2 separate regions of the Homo sapiens genome follow, and region 2 is linked to region 1. A link is a contact called in ENCODE Hi-C or POLR2A ChIA-PET data. All regions are on one chromosome and are shown on one strand. The core of a region is the stretch at or near the end of the contact, and the rest is flanking DNA. Distances in the headings are between cores, read along the strand shown.

Region 1 (7,654 bases), core at 5,028-7,527:
GTGACTCGTTCCATTGTCCAGCATACCCATGCTGTATATACTACCCACCTATTAGCCACTTAGTAGCCATCTCAGTTATCAGATTGATAACACATACTATATATAGGATTCAGGACTATCCTTGATTTCAGACATCCACCAGAGAGCTTGGAACATATCCCCCATAAAAAATGGGGGACTGTAGGCTTGGTGTGATGGCAATCACGGCCTATAATCCCAGCACTTTGGGAGGCTAAGGTGGGTGGATCACGAGGTCAGGAGTTCGAGACCAGCCTGACCAACATGGTGAAACCCCGTCTCTACTAAAAATACAAAAATTAGCTGGTTGTGGTGGTGTGTGCCTGTCATCCCATCTACTCAGCAGGCTGAGGCAGGGGAATCACTTGAACCTGGGAGGTAGAGGTTGCAGTGAGCCAAGATTGCACCACTGCACTCCAGCCTGGGCGACAGAGCGAGACTCTGTCTCAGGAAAAAAAAAAAAAAAAAAGATGGGATCTCACTCTGTCACCCAGGCTGAAGTGCAATGGCGTAATCATAGCTCACTGCAGCCTTTAACTCCTGGGCTCAAGCAATCCTCCTGAGTCGCTAGGACTACAGGCACATGCCACCATGTCTGGCTAATTAAAAAAAAAAGAATTATTTATAGAGACAGGGTCTCACTATGTTGCCCAGGCTGGGAAGGGCTTTAATTGTGGAAACTTCAGGCTCTCAGGCAGACAGCAGAGGTATTTAGGTGATGACTTATTAATCTACAAGTATGTCCTGAATAACTGCTTAGGACCCAGGTCTATGTTCAAGGTTAGGTACTACCAGAGATAGATAGAGGATGTCCCTAGCCCTCGAGTGCCTTCTATTTCGTTTTATATTAGTGTGGAAATATCAGACTAAACCTTGAGTATTAGAAGGTAAAAGTCAAGGATGAAAAGGGAAGTGTAAAGGTATAGGCTACAGGTGTGGAAGGAATGGAGCGGAGCAGTCACTGGACATCACAGTAGTCATATGAAACCGCATGCTAAAGCGAGCATGACTTTCAAGCCTCTGCTTCTAGCCTTTACCCACTCTGGCCCAGGCTACTCTTGCTTCTTTTTTTTTTTTTTTTTTGAGATGGGGTCTCACTCTGTTGCCCAGGCTATCAGGCAGTGGTGCAGTCACAGCTCACGCAGCCCTAACCTCCCAGGCTCAAGTTATCCTCCTGCTTCAGCCTCCTCAGTAGCTGATGCTACAGGTGCACACCACCGTGCCCAGCTAATTTTTGTATTTTTTGTAGAGATGGGGTTTTGCCATGTTGCCTAGGCTGGTCTCAAACTCCTGAGCTCAAGCAATCCACCTGCTTCAGCCTCCCAAAGTGCTGGGATTATAAGCGTGAGCCACCAGGCCCAGACTCTTGCTTCTTCTAATGTAACTGCAGGCTCCTCCCTGCTTCCGGCCTCCTCCCTCTCACAGCTGCCAGAGTGACCTTCCCAAAGCACACACGTGATCACAAAACCCCCCTGCTTCAAGCCCACTGGTGGCTCCCCGGTACCCTGGGATAAATTCCAAACTCAGCCACTCCACAAGGCCTCCCATGCTCACCAAGCCCCTGCTCACCCCCTCAGCCTCATCTCTAACTGCCCCCTCTGGCCCCTGGGGATTCAGCTTGCTTGCTTCCTCCACCAGTCTGACCTCAGTCCTCCCTCCCTCTGTTGTCCCCTCCTCAGGCTTCTGTTCCATTCCTTAATTGGGATCCTGGTGGTGAAAGTGCATTCTAAAGCGCTATGCCCCATGGGGGGGACTAGGGAGAGTGTTTGAGTTTCCAGGCTTCTTCCACACTGAACATATGGTACTTTCACACTCAAAGTGCTTTTCAGGTTGCTTTTGACATAAGACAAGGCCATCAGTTGGGGAGGTGTATGTAAGGGAAACCAGAGCTAGAGACAGGTTTTAGAGGTATTCATCAGAAGATATTTCTGGACCACTTACTGTGTATCTGGCCTTGGGTGCTGGGCATAGCAAAGGCAGATGCAGCCTGAACAAATAGAGAATTGGCTGGCCCTACGCCAGATTTGCTGAATTGGAATCTCCAGGGAAGTTCTCAGGTGAATCTTAGAACTGGGTAAGTTGGAAAGCCCTAACCTGATTTCATTTGTAAGACATATCCAGGATAGGCAAATCTGTAGAGACAGAAAGTAGATTAGTGGTTGCCTGGGGGTAGGGTGGAGAATATGGAAGCGCAGGGATGACAGCTAAGGGGTGCAGGGTTTCTTTTTGGGTTGATGAAAATGTTCTAAAATTGTGGTGATGGCTGTGCAACTCTGAATATACTAAAAGCCATTGAATTGTACACTTTAAGTATTTATTTATTTTTTTGAGATGGAGTCTCACTCTTCACCTAGGTTGGAGTGCAGTGGCATGATCTAACTCACCGCAACCTCCACCTCCCGGGTTCAAGAGATTCTTCTGCCTCAGCCTCCCAAGTAGCTGGGATTAGAAGCATCCACTACCATGCCCAGCTAATTTTTGTATTTTTTAAGTAGAGACAACATGGGGTTTCACCATGTTGGCCAGGCTGGTCTGGAACTCCTGACCTCAGGTAGTCCACCTGCCTTGGCCTCCAAAAGTGCTGGGATTATAGGCATGAGCCACTGCGCCTGGCCAAATTGTACACTTTAAATGGTTGAATTGCATGGTAGGTGCGCTAAATCTCAAAAAGAGCTGTTTAAAAAAAATAAAAAGGCTGGGTGTGATGCCTCATACCTGTGATCCCAGCACTTTAGAAGGCCAAGGTGGGAGGATCACTTGAGGCCAGCCTGGGCGACATAGTGAGACCACCTCTTTAGCAGGGCATAGTGGTGTGTGCCTATAGTCCCAGCTACTTGGTAGGCTGAGGTAGGAGGATCCCTTGAGCCCAGGAGTTCAAGGTTACGGTGAGCTATGATCATACCACTGCACTCCAGCCAGGACAACAGAGCAAGACCCTGTCCCAAAAACAAAACAAAACACTTGGACCAAGTTCTAGAGGGAAGGCACCCACCTCAGACCTGGGTGGTTACCCAGTAAAATTGTCAGCATATATTATGAATGTATGTTCCAGAGGGTACAAAGTAAATAAGCAATTGCAGGCCAGGTGCGGTGGCTCACGCCTGTCATCCCGCACTTTGGGCGGCCAGGGTGGGTGGATCACCTGAGGTAAGGAGTTTGAGACCAGCCTGACCAACATGGAGAAACGCCGTCTCTACTAAAAATACAAAATTAGCCGGGTGTGGTGGCACATGCCTGTAATCCCAGCTACTCGGGAGGCTGAGGCAGGACAATCGCTTGAACCCAGGAGGCAGAGGTTGTGGTGAGCTGAGATCACGCCATTGCACTCCAGCCTGGGCAACAAGAGTGAAACTCTATCTCAAAAAATAAATAAATAAATAAAATAAGCAATTGCAATGAAGTGTGATTAGTCTTATAGAAGGGAAAGCGCAGGCTCCTGTGACAAGAGCAGGTGGGCATGCAGCTTGCTAAAGAAATATATGGGCCAGGTGCCGTGGCTCACACCTGTAATCCCAGCAGTTTGGGAGGCTGAGGCGGGTGGGTCACTTGGGGTTAGGAGTTAGAGACCAGCCTGGCCAACAAGGTGAAACCTCGTCTCTACTAAAAATACAAAAATTAGCTGGTTGTGGTGGCGGGCATCTGTAATCCCAGCAACTCCAGAGGCTGAGGCACAAGAATTGCTTGAACCCGGGAGGCAGAAGTTACAGTGAGCCGAGATTGCGCCACTGCACTCAGCCTGGGCAGCAGCGCAAGACTCCATATCAAAAAAATATATATTTAGGGCATTTAATTGGGAGGATTCTGATGGCTGGGATGTGGGTACAGAGGAAAGAGTAAGGATGAGGCTCTGTTATATGGCTTGGGTACCTGGGAAATTGGTAACCCCTAGAGCTGTTGGAGGAGAAACAAGTTTTGAGAAGATGTTGAGTCTGATTTTGAGCATGTTGAGTTTGAAATGCCCCAGATGTTCAAAAGGAAGTGTCCAGTGAGCAGCTGGATGTGGGGGTCTGGAAGCAAGGTAAGAACCATGTGAATGATTGGCATGCAGCCTCAGCATGTGGATGGAAGCCAGCAGAATGGGGAGGTCATCTAGGGGTATGTTTTGAGAGAGAGGAAAGGGCCTAGAATGGAACCCTGTGGGGCGATTTTTATTTTTTAAGTAGAGACAACATGGGGTTTCACCATGTTAAGACATGCCTGAGGAGGAGGAGAAGGTTGTAAGGAAATTAAGAGGAGACAGTTAGAAACCTAGGTGTTGCGTATAGCAATTCAGCTGCTCTCAGTCAGCATTCACTGAGTGTCCATATGCCCTGGGTGTATCTGGAGACAAGTGAGACTTGACCCTTGACATTAAACTCAGAGTAGTGGCCATCACCCAATTGCCGTCAACCTTCTGAAACAAGAGACCCCTTTCTCGCAGGCCAATGTCAGTCCTATTTTCTAAATGATAGATTGTGCTTCATTAGCAGTTTATATGAGGCACTGGAGTCCTTCCCAAGCTTACCCTCCTGTATCACCCAGGCCCAGAAAAGCCAGGCCTTGCAGCCAAGCCAAGAGCCTTCTGTCCATGGGAGATGGATGGCCTGAAAGGGACACTCCAGGATTGTCTGGGGTGGGGAGGGGGGTATGGAGGGAAAGGAGGGTCATGTCATATGTCTGGGGTTCAGCAAATTGTACCCACATACCAGGCACAGAAACATACAAGGAAGGCACCCCCGCTCTGTGGGCGAGACAAAGCAGCAATCCTCTTCCCACATGCCAACCCATCTTTTTCTTTGCCTTCACAAACGTGCCTTTTTTCTTTCTTCTTTTTTTGGTCCTCTGCAGCTTGGAATACATGAGGAAGAAGAGTGGGAGACAGGAGGAAAGGTAAGGTTGGGAGAGGGCAAGAGGAAAGGAGGAGAGTAGAGGGAACACTCCATCGATTGCCAGCACAATAAACTGTATCATGGACTACTTCAGCCTGGCCCCTGCTTTGCAGTGTGCGTGGAGCAGTTTCCTCTGGGCAGAGTCTCAGAGATGATGGCCAAGGCGACTGTGGCCTCAATGGACTTAACTGATAGGGCACTTCTCAGTGTGTCACAGGCCTTGGAGGCCCACTTCCATCTGTCCCCTCAGAGGCTGGGCAGACGCTTTCCCTGCCCTGATACCTTTGACTCATGATGGTATCGTCAACTGCCCATCACCTGAGGCAAGGGGCTCCCAACTGTCCTCAGTCCCAAACAGCAGGAACACCTGCCTCCCTGACCCACATGACAGCAGGGTAGGGGGTGGGAGAATGCTATGGGCAGGTTTGCCCTGTGGGAGGCCCCTGTGAGGCAGAGGGGGTCAGGAGAGATACAGAGGTGGGAGGACAAGGGTTCTCTCTGCCCCTCCACCATCTCAGGAACCTGGGCATGGGCCTGGGTGTAGGAGGCCATCCAGCCTGCCTTCAAGCCACTGATGGAGAGAGGCTGACTGGCTGTCCTGGGGTTGATTCATGCTGCTCTGAGCCAGATAGGCATCATGTGCTTCACCTGGCTGTGCTCACAGTGCCCTCATTCCAGCTCCTGTCCCCTTCCGATCCTCACACCCACCCCTGGCTAGAGCTGAATACTAGGCTCTGGCCTCAGGACTCTGCAGAGCACAGAGTCTAGGGTCTGTCCCTTCCCAGCATTGGAGAGCAGGGATTCTTAGTGACAACGCCAGTGGACCCCTTGGCTGGGATGATGACATTTTTCCATCCTCCATTTCTTGCCCAAGCCCTGCTCTCTCCTGTGTACTGAGCTGTGAGCTCATGCAGGCTCAGTCACCCCCATCTGCACTTTCCCAGGACCTGGTCAACCAGTGTTCACTTCCTCTTCCCCCACCATGACAGGCTATGCTTTTGATGCAGGTGGATAGCCCTGCTCTACCAATGGGCCTCTTGTGGGGGCCTCAGGACTGAGGGCTGCTAGGGGCGGTTCTGGGATTGCCGGCCTCCTCCAGGGACCCCTGGGGCAGGCCCCAGCTGTGGCCAGCCTTGGGTGCTGGCCTGGTCTCCATCATTTGTTTGCCTCCTCTGCCCCATGCTGCTCCAGCTCACCACCCCAAATACTGAGCTGCACCATCCCGTGCCACCCTTCGTTACCCAGAGAGCAAAGAGCCGCGCCAGTGTGCAGAGGGCTGCCTGCCTGCCCCTGCCCACCCTCGCCCCAGCGTCTGGAATGAGCCACTTGCATCCACACAGGTGCTTCCTGTGCTTCTTCCTGTTGCCGTTTTTTCTGCTCAGCTTGGCTTCCCCAGCAGGTGGTTAAAGCCCCAGCCAAACCTCTTCATACCTAGCTCTAAAACACTGGGGGGCAGGGCTCCCTGGGGATCTGGGTCACCCTCCAGAGGACTGTTGGCACTTCACTGGCTCTTCCTGAGGGCAGGCTCCCCAACGTGACACGTCCTGCACAGGCCAAGCTGCTGCCACAGGTACTGGGACATCAGAGTGGCCTCAATGAGTCAGGGAAGTGCTGCGTATGCACCACCTCCTTGCCCCTGGATACTGGAAGTGCTGAGGGAGAGGGGAAGGGTGGAGAGCCTGTTTCTCTAGCCACGGGTGTGGGCCTCCCTCAGCCCCTCCTTAGAACAGGCCTGCCATCCTGAAGTCCCACCCCACACTCCAGTTCCTCACGCAGGACTCAGCCTTCTGGGGTTAACACATTCACTGGCCAGGCAGCTCTGGGGCAAGGCGAGGCGGGGCAAAGGCAAGCCCTCTCCTGGGATCTCTGCTTCCTGAAGCAGCACAGGTTGGCCGGCTGTTGGGGATCACAGAGTTCAGGCACGTTTGTTATTATAGAGGGGGAGACAGCTGGAGAGGGAAGGGACTTGCTGTCTTGGGTCACAGGTTAGCCATCCAGGTCTCCTGCCTCCCAGGTCCCAGCTCTTCCCCTCCGCAAGGAGCTCCTCTCCCCTGCCATCCAGCTTCAAGGAGCTCCTTCAGCCCCCTCTGCAGAAAGCTGCCCAGGCTGCAGAAGACCCAAACCTGGCATCTGCTGACGCGGATCTGCTGCCCCCTGGTGGGCAGAAGCTCCAGCCACCCCGTGCCTCCTTTCCCTTCCTGTTTTTCCTTTCCCTTCCCCTTTGCTCCCAGGCCACAGCCTGGGATTGGCACCCTTTGGTGTTTTCTGGGCCAACTCCAGTTTAGCTCCACCTTGGGCCGTAGTTCCCAGGCCCAGGGTAGGCCCCACCTGCAGGCTGAACCACCCTTTTCCCCTGCTCTCTTCTCCAAGCCCAGTTCCAGCCTCTGGGCTTTCTTCCACCTGAATTTCCAGGGCAAGTGCACATGGCACTGTCACAGCTGCAGTGTGAACACACCAGTGTCAGGCAGGGCCACAGCCAGAGGGTGTTGGAGCAGAGGGTCAGGAGTGTACCAGGCCATGTAGGAAAGACATTTTGCTTTTTTATTTTCTGTAAAACTCTGTAAATAAAATACAAAACCAAGGGATGTGGCTGGGCAGCGGCAGGGTGGCCAAGCCCCAGACACTGATTTGTGGCAAGGGATGTGCTGAGCCGAGGCTGGGAGGCACTTGACTGCAGGCACTGACTCTCCAACCCCAGGGGCAACAGAAGAATATATTAGATTTTCATTGCTAGGAATCTGTGGGGGAGGGGTATCTGGAGCCAGCCC
Region 2 (7,654 bases), core at 3,648-6,147, 520 kb before region 1:
TACTGTCCCAGTCCTGCCCTCTCCAAGGGACTGGGAACAGCTGCTGCTGCTCAGACTGGCCACTCCCACACAGCTGCCAATGCCAAAGCCAAGTTGCACAGCTGATCCTAGGGAGAGGCACCTGACACAGGGTAGGCCCCGCACCCAGGAAAGGCACGGACCATGGCTGCCACACCACGGCACAAGGGAGGCAGGACCACAACCTGGGGCCCCTCCTTCCAAAGTCAACTGCAAGTTCTTGTGCATGAGTTTTAGGGCTGCTGACGTGAGGCCTGACCTGAGCTGTGCTCAGCAACAAAGCAAGCAAGACGGTCGACCAGATAGCCCTTGTCCAGCTCTTGTCTGAGTATGTCCCCTCTGCTATACTCTTGTTCTTTTATTTTTGATATGGTGTTTCATTCTTGTTGCCCAGGCTGGAGTGCAATGGTGCAATCTCGGCTCACTGCAACCTCCACCTCCTGGGTTCAGGCAATTCTACCTCAGCCTCCCAGGTAGCTGGGATTACAGGCATGAGCTACCATGCCTAGCTAATTTTGTATTTTTTTTAGTAGAAACAGGGTTTTACCATGTTGGTCAGGCTGGTCTTGAACTCCTGACCTCATGTGATCCACCCGCCTCGGCCTCCTAAAGTGGTGGGATTCTAGGCGTTAGCCACCGCGCCCGGGCCCCTCTACTATACTCTTCAACAAAAGGGTCGAGGGCCCTGTCAACCTAGCCTCTACCTCTGTCTCCCTACATCTCCAATGGTCACTTTTAGCCCATCTCACCAGCTTTGATGGTCACAAAGGGCTTCTTCAAACTCACCCACATCTGTCTTCCGAGTGTTCCCAACTACGGGTAAAAAATAATAGCTTCCTTTATTAAGAGAATACTGGCTTGGCATGGTGGCTCACGCCTGTAATCCCTGCACTTTGGGAAGCCAAGGTGGGTGGATTATTTGAGGTTAGGAGTTTGAGACCAGCCTGGCCAACATGGTGAAACCCCATCTCTACTAAAAATACAAAAAAAAAAAAAAAAAAAGCCAGGCATGGTGGCAGGCACCTGTAATCCCAGCTACTCAGGAGGCTGAGGCAGGAGAATTGCTTGAACCCAGGAGGCGAAGGTTGCAGTGAGCCGAGATCATGCCACTGCACTCCAGCCTGGGCAACAGAGCAAGACTCCGTCTCAAAAAAAAAAAAAAAAAAAAAAGAGAGAGAAAGAATACTACATGCCAGGCACTGTGCCAAGGATTTATATTCACAATCTCATAAAAGCCCTGGGACAACCCTATAAAGTAGAAATTATCTTAATTTCTAAACAAGGAATGTTGTGCTCAGAAAGGTTAAGTGATTTCCCAAGGATATACAGCTAACAAGCAGCAGAGCCGGGATCTCAAACCAGGGAGTCTGAATCCAAAGCCTGCTGCCTTGGGAAGGCGCATATGTGTACAAGTGTGTACTCCTCCCTCCTGGCTTCAACCCAAGCAACTCTGCTTTGCTCTGCTTTGTATGAAGGGAGTTCTGGGTTCCCTTCTCTGAAAATGTTGTAAGAGCACAATCAACAACTTGGGCTCTTCCTATAAGACCCCTAAGCCCAAAGGAACATCACTCAGAGAAGAGAGGTCCCTCTGGCCCAAGTCTACTGACCTGAGATGCTGTACAAAATCACATCCTGGACACAGGGAACAAGTGTGAATGGTAAGCCAAGGGTGGCCTTCAGAACCTCAGCTCTCAGCATAGAGTACATTAGCTACAGCTAGAAGGATTGTTTAGTCATTGTGACAGCTGGCAGTCCAACAAATGCAGACAAGAGAGGCAGAGCCTTTAAAAGAATAGGTTGGGTATGGTGGCTCAAGCCTGTAATCCCAGCACTTTGAGGGGCTGAGGCAGGAGGATCACTTAAGCCCAGGAGTTTGAGACCAGCCTGGGCAACATAAGGAGATCCCGTCACTACAAAAAAATAAAAAATTAGCCAGGTGTGGTGGCATGTGCCTGTAGTTTCAGCTACTCAGGAGGCTGAGGCAGGAGGATTACTTGAGCCCAGGAGTTTGAGGCTGCAGTGAGCTATGATTGTGCCACTTCACTCCAGCCTGGGTAACAGAGCAAGACTGTCTCAAAAAACAACAACAACAATGAAAAACACATAAACAAAGCAGTCTGTCTGGGATTATTCAAGGGAGAAGTCATTGCTCAATATAATAGAAAGAAAATGAGGCTGGGCCTGGTGGCTCATGCCTGTAATCCCAGTACTTTGGGAGGCCAAGGTGGGCAGATCACCTGAGATCAGGAGTTTGAAACCAGCCTGGCCAACGTGGTGAAACCCTGTCTCTACTAAAAATATAAAAATTAGCTGGGCATGGTGGAGCGCACCTGTAATCTCAGCTACTCGGGAGGCTGAGGCAGGAGAATCACTTGAACCCGGGAGATGGAGATTGCAGTGAGCCAAGACTGCGCTACTGCACTCCAGCCTGGGTGACAGAATGACAAAGAGGAGGAGAGGAGAGGAGGGGAGAGGAGAGGGGAGGGGGGAGGGGAGGAGATGGGAAGGGAGAGGGGAGGAGATGGGAGGGGAGAGGGGAGGAGATGGGAGGGGAGAGGGGAGGAGATGGGAGGGGAGGGGGGAGAGGGGAGGAGATGGGAGAGGGAGGGGAGAAGGGAGGGGGAGGGGAGGGGAGGAAGGAAAGAAGGAAGGAAGGAGGGAAGGAAGGAGGGAGGGAGGGAAGGAAGGAAGGGAGGGAGGGAGGGAAGGAAGGAAGGGAGGGAGGGAGGGAGGGAAGGAAATAAATGAGATTTTTCTCATGAGGGTCAGAATTCCACCACGTACTGGCTGCATGGTATGATTTTGAGCAAATTACTCAATCTCTAGCATTTACACATCCTGATAGTAGAGGTGTTTCTCCTTTCTTAGTCTCTCTGTGTCTCTAAACCTCAGTACCTACCCTCAATAGGCACTCCATGAATGAAAGAAAGGCAAATGCAAAAGCCCATTCAGGGTCTGCCTGCCCTCCAGACTCATAAGATATCAAAGAGCTAGGCAGAGGTAGGCTGAATATGTAGAAGAGAAATTGGCTGTCACTTGGGGTGACAGATCAATTAAGGAAGGATCACTAAGATGGGTTAGGACCTCCCTGCCAGTCACTAGAAAGGTGACCACTCACCTCCCATGAACTGCGATGGCAGCAATGCCAGTCCTCTCTATCCGCTTCACAAGGCTCAGGGTATCTTCTAGCTGAGGAGGAGGACCACACAGGATGGTTACTGAAGCTCCAGAAGGAGCAGCTGCTGCCTCCTAAAGTAGGCTCAGCTCTACTCTCTCCTCCAAGCCTAATTTAGCACCTCAAGAATCGTTCACAAACCTAAATCCAACATCACCAGAGAGAATGGACCTTCATATGTAACACACCATCCTTACCGATGGCAGGATGCGAATCTTGCAGGTCACAGGTCTGCGTGTCCCTTTAACAAGAGTGCTGAGGATCTGCAGAAAGGAAAACACAAGAGCACCTATGTCTTCTGGAACAAACCATCACTCTGCCTGTACTAATTAACTCCGCTACAGGCTGTGCATTCCGGTGGCATGAACAGTTTGCATATGTGTGAATGCATGTGTGTGTCTGTTACACACATACACACATAAGCTCCATGAGGCAAGGGACCTGCCTTTGTTCTATACTGGAGCCCCAGCACCTGCCTGGCACCTAGTGGTATACACATATTTGTCAAATATACTGAATGAGTGAGTGAATGGGTACGCGTGTACACCTGTGTGCAGCTCACTGAGCCTTTGCCAGGACAAATACCAGAATTATCTGGAGAACTGAAGAAATACACACTCTTGAATTCCACACTATTATTTCCTGAGTCAGTCTCTAGGGGAAGGGCTTAGGAATGTGTGTTTTCAAAAGGCTCTGCCCAACACACTCCAGCCCGTCCTCAGAATCATTCTGAGGCCTAGCCTTGGTTAAGAACACACGGCTAAAAAAAAAAAAAAAGTAAGAAAAAAAGAACACATAGCTAACTGGGTGTGGTGGTTTATGCCTGTAATCCCAACACTTTGAGAGGCTGAGGTGGGAAGATTGCTTGAAGCCAGGAGTTTGAGACCAGCCTGGGCAACACAGCAAGACCCTGTTTCCTTTTTGTTTGTTTGTTTGTTTGTTTTGTTTTGAGACAGGGTCTGGCTCTGTTTCCCAGGCTAGAGTGCAGTGGCACAATCTTGGCTCACTGTAACCTCTGCCTCCCTAGCTCAAGCCATCCTCCCACTTCAGCCTCCAGAGTAGCTGGGACCACCATGTTGGCCAGGCTGGTCTCGAACTCCTGAGCTCAAGCAATCCACCTGTTTTATCCTCCCAAAGTCCTGGGATGACAGGCTTGAGCCACTGCACCTAGCCCATCCCTGTTTCTATTAAAAAAAAAAAAAGCGGGGGGGCAGACAGCTTCTTTCCTGGGTGAAGGGAATGTTCCCTAAGTGTTGTTCCAGGACTTACAGGGTGAGGGAACAGGAAGGCTCTTAAGGGGGGCCTGCATTCCTCTTTAGGGCAGTCAGACATACATGAGTGAAACTGGCAAAGGAAAAGACAACATACTCATAAGATAAGCACATATTTAAAAGTGCTTATCACATAGCAATTGCAAAAGATTTCAAAGAAAGATCAAGAAGTCACGCAGGAAAGTGACAGGGAGGTAGCAAGACCAGACCACACAAGAATCAGAGATAGAGAGGTGTAGATGACACTGCATGTCTGTGTCATTGCTATCTTCTTCCCTCATCAGAAATTTCAGGCCAGGCAAGCTGGAGGAAAGATGATCCCAAGAACCCTCTTCCAAGAACTGGATCTCTGCCTAGCAGAGCAGGGGGATATCTAGGTGGCTGCTGCCAGTCTTGATTCTAGACAGGCGGGGGCAGCAGAGAGCCAGGTTGCAAAAACCAGTAGTGGAGGCCTATCAGGGACAGGATGAAGCAGGCCATTCCAGAAGACATCAGATCAAGAGGCTGGACTGACAGACAGTTCATGAGCAAGACAGGACCTGCTGGCCCAAATGCCAGGGACTGGCAGGAAGGAACAGTCTCTAGGTGCTGCTCCAGGAGGCAGACTTGGCCTGAGGTCTTAGGGTCACCCTGGCAGGCCTTAAAGAGGCACTTACATTTTAAGGGCGGGACTGACAGGTTCATCAAGAAATACAATAAAAATTCTCATTCTAGTCCCATCCTTCATGCTCAGAGCAACATCTCTAAAAGGTTCCATTACAAGTGCTCACTTAGAATCCTCTGACATTTGGTGATTTAAGCAACACCAGCTGGTCTGATCCAATTCTCTGTCTTGTAGAACTTCCTTTTGCTATTTTATCCAAGTAGCTCTCAGTACTTTCTTCAGTATTTCTGTGTGTTTCATGTGTGTGTTAAGGACTAGGAAGGAAATTAGGTAACCAAAAACCCTAGGCACTTGCAAGGGTCACACTGAGGGGAAATGGCAACTAGAGATTGTCTTCTGGCCAGGCTCTAGCATGACACTCTCCTGGACACCAACTCTCCAGATCCAAGTCTTTGGGGAGAAAGAATGAGAGACAAGTCCATATTTGAGCAGAGGAACAGCACATCTACCTACAAGCAGGCTTGCCTCAATAGACCCACTGGCCAACTGAAGAAAAGCAGTCTCCTTCACTCCCCTGGTTTCTGGGAGGCAGCAGATGAGGATAGGAAAGCATAGGCCTGGAAAGCACTGAGACCTGAGTTCATGTCCTGGCCCTGCCAATTGTCAGCCATGGCCCAAGTACAGTGTACACAAGGGGGATGCCCTGCGCACACCTGTAATCCCAGCACTTTTGGAGGCCAGATCACCTGAGGTTAGGTGTTCAAGGCCAGCCTGAACAACATGGTGAAACCCCGTACCTACTAAAAATACAAAAATTAGCCGGGTGTTGTGGTGCATGCCTGTAATCTCAGCTATTCAGAGGCTGAGGCAGGAGAATCACTTGAACCCAGGAGGTGGATGTTGCAGTGAGCTGAGATCGCACCACTGCACTCCAGCCTGGGCAGCAGAGCAAGACTCCCTCTCAAAATAAATAAATAAATATTTAAAAAAATAAAATAAAACTGAGGTTCTTAATCCAGGGAGCATATATCAGAGTTACCTGGTAGAAGCTTTCTCAAAGAGATTGATATCCCACTCTCCACCCCTACTCACCCCAAGGGTCTGCAGAATTCTCAACAGATAGCATCCTTTATTTCTAACTGGGGTAAAATATATATAACATGAAATTTGCCATCTTAAACATTTTTAAGTGTATAATTCAGTGGCATTAATTACATTCACAATGTTGTACAACCACCAATGTTATGTATTTCCAAAGTTTTTCATAACCCCAAACAAGAATCTTGAGAAAATTTCTAGAGGTGGTCTTGAGATACTCCCACAGATGGAACCACGGGCCTAAAACGCCAAGCCTGGAAGGACCCGCAAAGCTCTCACCCAGGTCACCCAGCTTGCCAACACAGTCTGGACCCGAATTGAATCCAGCCCCTACACCTAAGCCACATCTGGCTTTGTTGTGGAAGCCTGCAACCTCCCTACCATGGGGCAAACCCCATCTATCAGTCCAACCTGGCCCATCTGAGTACCCAACCAGAGAAGTAGTGAAATGAACTAAGCTTCTGAGGTTGAGTGTATCTCTGCTGCCTCATGGATGAAATCTGCCTTATTCAAAGAGGGGCAGTAGAGAGGACAGAGCCAACAGCCTGGGTCTGAGAAGAGAGGAGGCTGGAGGATAACAAAAATGCCTGTGTGCTCATGTTGTGAACCACATCCTCCCTGCTGGGGCCCCCTCTCCTAGGTGTGGAAACCAATTTGACATCCAAGATGTCTACTTCCACTCCACCCTGCACACAAGTGTCTTAACTGGAGATTTCCAAGTTGAGGTGCCTATTGACCTGACACTTATAAACTATACCCAGGCACCTTGAACCTGAGATGCTACTGGAGAGGGTGCTGACACTAGGAGTCAGAAGAGACTATAGTTCACAAGCTGGCTCTGCCTGCCACTTATTTACTATATGATCTTTTTTTTTTTTTTTTTTTTTTGAGACGGAGTCTTGCTCTGTCGCCCAGGCTGGAGTGCAGTGGCACGATCTCTGCTCACTGCAACCTCTGCCTCCCGGGTTTATGCCATTCTCCTGCCTCAGCCTCCTGAGTAGCTGGGACCACAGGCACCCGCCACCACGCCCAGCTAATTTTTTGTATTTTTAGTAGAGACTGGGTTTCACCGTGTTAGCCAGAATGGTCTCGATCTCCTGACCTTGTGATCTGCCCGCCTCAGCCTCCCAAAGTGCTGGGATTACAGGCATGAGCCACCACGCCCGGCCTACTATATGATCTTAAGCAAATTATTTTCTCTCTCTGTGCTTTAGTCTATTGTCCTTGATCAAATGGAGATAACTGCCAATCCTATCTACTTCAAGGGGTTTCAGGATCAAATGAAAGGCACATTATGGCTGGGCACAGTGGCTCACATCTGTAATCCCAGCACTTTGGGAGGCCAAGATGGGCAGATCACCTGAGGTCAGGAGTTCAAGACCAGCGTGGCCAACATGACAAAACCCCATCTCTACTAAAAATACAAAAATTAGCCAGGCGTCGTCGTGGGCGCCTGTAATCCCAGCTACTCAGGAGGTTGAGGCAGAA

Evidence for each region. Hi-C counts contacts between places; a loop is a spot of excess contacts on that map. ChIA-PET counts read pairs that join two places held with the same protein, here RNA polymerase II (POLR2A). Pooled maps may share reads with other maps.
Region 2: a pooled map shows a loop between it and region 1 (2.4-fold over the local background). The contact joins two enhancer-like sites. A Hi-C loop is called at or near these places in 1 of 37 single-sample maps with no recorded cell type and 1 of 50 pooled maps. POLR2A ChIA-PET finds 5 or more read pairs at or near these places in 2 of 52 experiments (T-cell and WTC11).

What each region holds. Positions count from the first base shown.
Region 1 is chr16:67,546,539-67,554,192 of GRCh38, reverse strand. RIPOR1 (RHO family interacting cell polarization regulator 1) reads right to left here. Exons shown (of 22, transcript NM_024519.4): 22 at 7,407-7,654. It overlaps LOC124903703 (a long non-coding RNA gene), which reads left to right. Exons shown (of 2, transcript XR_007065094.1): 2 at 4,846-4,974. Among named protein-coding and RNA genes, the nearest start is that of CTCF-DT, 12 kb to the left of the region's middle. RefSeq lists enhancers at 996-1,495, 1,496-1,997, 7,137-7,196 and a silencer at 6,893-7,187. Within about 2 kb of position 6,277, at least 30 of the 41 ENCODE cell types and tissues checked have a DNase peak (open chromatin) inside an H3K27ac peak, as active enhancers do.
Region 2 is chr16:68,062,119-68,069,772 of GRCh38, reverse strand. DUS2 (dihydrouridine synthase 2) reads right to left here. Exons shown (of 17, transcript NM_017803.5): 9 at 3,391-3,456; 10 at 3,137-3,207. Among named protein-coding and RNA genes, the nearest start is that of NFATC3, 19 kb to the left of the region's middle. Within about 2 kb of position 4,897, at least 25 of the 41 ENCODE cell types and tissues checked have a DNase peak (open chromatin) inside an H3K27ac peak, as active enhancers do.